2 separate regions of the Homo sapiens genome follow, and region 2 is linked to region 1. A link is a contact called in ENCODE Hi-C or POLR2A ChIA-PET data. All regions are on one chromosome and are shown on one strand. Each heading gives the region's core, a stretch centred on a gene start or an enhancer-like site at or near the end of the contact. The rest is flanking DNA. Distances are from core to core; before and after follow the strand shown. Region 1 holds the start of ARL14EP (ARF like GTPase 14 effector protein). Region 2 holds the start of RCN1 (reticulocalbin 1).

Region 1 (2,579 bases), core at 60-2,559:
ACATAGTTTTTTAGTTTGTTACCAGTCTCCTTATTAGTGGGAAAAGTAACATTTAGAGGAAATTTAACAAAACAAAAAATTTACTTCGTTTTTAGGTCAACTGATGTCTCTTTTATGAAAAACATAAAAAAAGTTTTCATGAAATGTTTTATGAAAAAAATTAAAGGCTTTTCTTGGCATAGGGTCTTACAACTTACACAGCGTCTTCCCAGATTATCTCTTATTTAATAAAAATATAATTTAATCTACCCCTACTCCCCAAATCAGGAGCTTTAGTTATGGGTACATACGCCTACAAAAGTCACGCATCCTGCAACTGTGAACTTTTTGTGCCTGTCATCTTCAAATACTGATTACCTATAACATGACAATTGGCCCAAAGGCAAAGAGGAGAGTCTCAATCCTCAGGAAGATCTAGGTACAATAAGAAAGGTAAAGGCAATTTAAAACAAAAATATAGTCCATAACACCATTGAAAAGATTTGGTTCAAGTGTGGTAGTCAGGACATGCCAGGTACAGTGCTTAGGGCAAACATCATTTCAGGAACCTTCATAGCCACCCTGAGGAAAGTACTATCATTCTCATTTACAGATGAAGAAACTCAAGCCTAGAGCTGTTGTTATCATGCCTAACAGAGTGCCCCCAAACCCTGCAATGATTCCCAACCCAACCCTGTAAGAGGCCACATACATTTCTTCCTTAGTTCACGGCTATTTACAAATGACTAAAACCACCAGATCCGTCCAGTGGGCACCTACTAAGTTCATGGTACCGGGATGGAAAAATAAACATTAGCCTTTGGCCTCAAACGGCCAGGGTTGAAAGGATTCTGATTTGAAAAATTAAAAACAAAAATAGCAGAGATAAAGGCTGTCTACGGAGTTCAAGGCCACAATAACCCTAAGTAGTTCACGTCAAAATCGTAGCTTTGAAGGTCCTGGGCCTACAGGACAGGCGACGACCCTCAGAGAGGTCAGAGGCGGCAGAACCTGTGCTGGGCTTTGACACAAGGCGTTGCGTCGCAGATGAACTACGCGGGGGTAGGGGTGAGAGGCCCCGGCCAGCAGCTGGAAATCCCCCTCACGTGTGCGGGCCTCCTCTTCCACCTCTCCCCGGGTTCCCCCGTTACGCCGCCGGGCTCCCTCGCCACCCAGGGGCCTGTCTCCACTCTCCCACTCCTCTCCAGGGCCTCCCCCGTTCCCCTTCCACCTTAGCTTGAGCTCTCCTCCGCCCGGCTTCGGGCAAGATGCGAGTCCACACAGGCCACACTCGACCGACCGCTTCCCAGCCAGTCCCCGCGCTACCACTGAGAGGACGGCAAGCGCGGGCTAGAGGAGCTCAACGCCACCACAAAGAGACGTCCGGGAGAAGCCTAGAGCGGACACGAGGCTGGCCGCCTCCGGGGACGGAAGGGGCGGGGCGGTGTGAAGTGGCAAATGATTCAAGGCGAGGCAAGAGGTGCTTCAGATGCTGTCTTTTGCAGTCCTCCGAGAGGTTAGGGATGTGGGAGGTCCCTGGGGGCCATCTCTTACAAGACACAGTTTCCACTAAATTGGATCGTATTTGTACATCTCTACACCTGTGCGTGATAGTAAACTTTTGCACCCAAATACCCCGACCCCTGAAGGAGAGTGTGAGTTAAAAGGATCTGAAGAACGGACCCTTTGTTTAAGGTCTCACATTCTATTTCTTTAATTCAAGCGAAATATATTCCAAAATGCATCTTTTATTGTAAGCTATAAAAATAGCTATTACTTCGAGTAAAATGTAGGCTCCAGGAAGATGCTTGTAAATTTTCTCAGAACAGAAATGGTATTTTTATTGTATCCTTATTGTCTGTCACAGTATAGGTGCTCATTAATTTTTAAAGTGGGTTTTATTATCTAGAATCCAGGAGAACTGAAAGTCTCTTAAAGATTCTTGGCCTTTTAATTATCTTAAGGTCGGGATAGCAGGGAAACAAAAACTTGTTTTAAACTCCCAGTGAAAAATGAGGAACAGGTAAATAAGACAAGCCCCACCAAGGCCCAAGCGTGCTAGTAATTCTCTGCATCTACTGTAAGCTGTTTTCTGCAGTGCGTCTATGGTCCTCCCACCACTTTCATACTGCTCGCCGACTAGGCAAGCGATTTGATGCCTAGAACTAGGGAATGACAGAAAGGAAAAAACAATGAATAGTTTCTTCAACTGTGTCTGCAGGAGGTTGCATTCTGTAATTCTTTTACTGTTTACTTTGTGGTTGGCACTTTGTTAAGCAATGATTAGACAAAAACAAAATTTATTTCTGCTTCCAAGGAGCTCACAGACTAGTGAGAGAGGAATAAACAGTTAATCACAGTGTGGTGTGAAAAGTGTCATAACAGAAACACATGGATATAAACAGGATAAAATGATAGGGGCTAAAGCAGGAGCGTTCTGGGAGGAGATTAATGCCTGCATGGAACTTAATTTGATGCAATTGTGACTTCCTAGTAAACTAGGCAAGCTATCCTAAAGGTAATGAAACAGAGAAGGCTCACAGATCAAATTAAGATTATTAAATAATATAGCCTATTCAATTTAAGTATCCAGTGAAAAG
Region 2 (2,579 bases), core at 34-2,533, 1.8 Mb before region 1:
ATTTTTGTATCCCTACACTAGATTTTATTTTATTTTTATTTTTATTATTTTTGAGATGGAGTCTCACTCTAGCCCCGGCTGGAGTGCAGTGGCGCAATCTCGGCCCACTGCTACCTCCGCCTCCCGGGTTCAAGCGATTCCCCTGCCTCAGCCTCCCAAGTAGCTGGGATTACAGGCGTGTGCCACGACGCCCGGCTAATTTTTGTATTTTTAGTAGAGACGGGATTTCGCCGTTTGGTCAGGCTGGTCTCGAACTCCTGACCTCAGGTGATCTCCCCACCCCTCCCCCCGCCTCGGCCTCCCAAAGTGCTGGGATTACAGGCGTGAGTCACCGCGCCCAGACTCCTTACGATAGATTTACAGGGCGATTAGGCAAAAGGCAAGACCACTGCGGCCGAGACCAGGAAGCAAGCCTGTCGCTCGCCTGCCCCTTCATCTTTTATCCATTTATGTTCATCCCTGAGATTTTCTTAGCGAGTGTCTCAAGCCCTTCTCCCCGGGAGTGGGGGATCAGAGAGAAACTGCGAGAGAGTGGGGAGGAACTCATGGCACTAACAGGCCACTGTGGACAAACTCTTCTTTTGTGCACTCTCCCCTCCCTTCTGATGCAACCTGGGGGAGGGGGCGGGCCCTCGCCGTCCTGGCTCCCGCGGCCGCTGCCACGTTCTCGCCTCCCCGCGAGAAACCACCCCGGCCGGGGCGCGGCGGCGGCGATCTCCAAGCTGGGGTCCCGGGGCCCTCCAGCAAGTTAGCCTGAGCCCCAGCGCCGAGTTGGGCAGGGCCCCATCCTCGAGGCCGCGCGCGCGATTTCGCTTTCGCTTTGGCGGTGGTATCCCGCGTGGCTCTCGCCCAGGCGGCCCTCGGACACCTGCGCCGCCCCCCACGGGGCCCTGGCCGCGGCCTCACCCTAGCCTCTCCTTGCTCTCGTCCGGGGTGAGCTGGTCGAAGGTCTTGGAGTCCTCCTTGCCCAGGAAGGCCTCGTGGTCGTACTGGAAGCTCTGGTTGTCCTCAGGGGGCCGCTCGCCCAGCTCCGAGTCGGGCCGCACCACGCGCTCTTTGCGCACCGTGGGCTTGGCCCGCAGAACCCGCGGCGCCAGCACCAGCGCCAGCAGCAGCCCCAGGGCTAACCCCAGGCGGCGGCCGCGGCCACCGCGCGCCATCGTCCCGAGGAGAGGGCGGCCGAGAGGGAGACGCTGAGCGAGCGACAACAGCGGCAGCTCGGGAATGGGGACTCGGAGCGCGGCGGCAGCGACAGGGTTGGGGCCGGCGCGGAGGAGGGGACTGGCCAGTCCCTCCGCCAGTGCCCGCCCCGAGCCGGAGCAGAGGGGCGCGCCTGGGCCTCGGGCTGGGAAGCTGCGGGCGGCCCCGCTCGCGCGCCCATTGGTCGCTGAGCTGCCGGGGGAAGCCGGGGCCGCGGAGCCACGTCGCCAGCTGGGGTGGTGGGCGCGGGGCTCGTGTTTCGCCTCGGCCCCTCCCCGCGATCTTGTTGCTAGGGGCGGGCCCGGGCGAACTGGGCTAGGGACTGGAGGGCTCGGAGGAGGATTGGGAAGTTCTTTGTCAAGCAACAGATGTGCAGGATAAAATTCCCTCTGACTTCCTACAGTTCCGGGAAAACTGTAAGGAAGGAGACGTTGCCCTTCCTCAACTTCCAACTGAGACCCCGAATCTCAGCCCTAGACCCTGCTCTAAGATGTGCTCTCAAACCCAATTCAACCCCATTTAGTAAAATTTGGAGTCTGGTTACAAACGCGAGCCTGGAAGGAGACCAAGACGGGCGAAGTCCCCTAGAAACGAGGGTCGTACTGTCAGTCGTCAAGGAGGGTCAAGCGGGGAACTTCTATATGACCAAGAGTCCCTCTAAAGGGAGCGGTACTGTGCGTTCCAGCTGCCAGGGGAACGCAGGCCCCACGCTGATAGATAGTCCTGTTTCCCAAATGAAATCAATCAGGATTTTAGATTTTTATGTTTTATTTCTAAATGTTGGTAACTCATTTTACAAAAGCACTAGTTGGATCCAATCTTACCTGTATTCAGTTGGTAATGCTACCAATACAGATATCTGTCCCATCAAACTTTCTGCAATGATGGAAATGCCCTCTATCTGGTCTGGCCTGTAGGTAGTGGCTGTTGAGCACTTGATGTGTAGCTTAGTGTAAGTGAGGCACTGAAATTTTAATTTAAATCTAAACTTAAAGAGCCACACGGGACTAATGGCTACCGTATTGGACGGTGAGGTCTCGAGCAGTCTCAGCCTTTTGACACTCATTGAAAGCCATGATCCTCTTCCAGAAAAATGCACATACAGCTACTGACACGGGTGCTTGATTAAAGAGTCGGAGGATTCATGGATCTTTTGAAGCCCCACCTATGAGCCCCAGGTTAAGAATCCCTAGAAGGCCGGGCACGGTGGCTCATGCCTGTAATCCCGGCACTTTGGGAGGCGGAGCCAGGTAGATCACTTGAGGTCAGGAGTTCGAGACCAGCTTGGCCAACATGGTGAAACACCGTCTCTACTAAAAATACAAAAATTAGCTGGGCGAGGTGGCGGGCGCCTGTAATCTCAGCTAGTCGGAGGCTGG

Evidence for each region. Hi-C counts contacts between places; a loop is a spot of excess contacts on that map. ChIA-PET counts read pairs that join two places held with the same protein, here RNA polymerase II (POLR2A). Pooled maps may share reads with other maps.
Region 2: a loop to region 1 is called in a map of CD4-positive, alpha-beta T cell, with 17 times the contacts of the local background. The contact joins the promoter of RCN1 here to the promoter of ARL14EP in region 1. A Hi-C loop is called at or near these places in 4 of 168 maps with a recorded cell type or tissue (CD4-positive, alpha-beta T cell and naive thymus-derived CD4-positive, alpha-beta T cell), 8 of 37 single-sample maps with no recorded cell type and 17 of 50 pooled maps. POLR2A ChIA-PET finds 5 or more read pairs at or near these places in 1 of 52 experiments (activated naive CD4-positive, alpha-beta T cell).

The regions. Positions count from the first base shown.
Region 1 is chr11:30,321,834-30,324,412 of GRCh38, reverse strand. It overlaps ARL14EP (ARF like GTPase 14 effector protein), which reads right to left and starts at 1,309. Exons shown (of 4, transcript NM_152316.3): 1 at 1,211-1,309. It overlaps ARL14EP-DT (ARL14EP divergent transcript), which reads left to right and starts at 1,467. Exons shown (of 2, transcript NR_187437.1): 1 at 1,467-1,495. RefSeq lists a silencer at 1,080-1,209 and enhancers at 1,280-1,529, 1,042-1,647.
Region 2 is chr11:32,089,778-32,092,356 of GRCh38, reverse strand. RCN1 (reticulocalbin 1) reads right to left here and starts at 1,283. Exons shown (of 6, transcript NM_002901.4): 1 at 907-1,283. The coding sequence starts at 1,160. RefSeq lists an enhancer at 1-70 and a silencer at 539-1,568.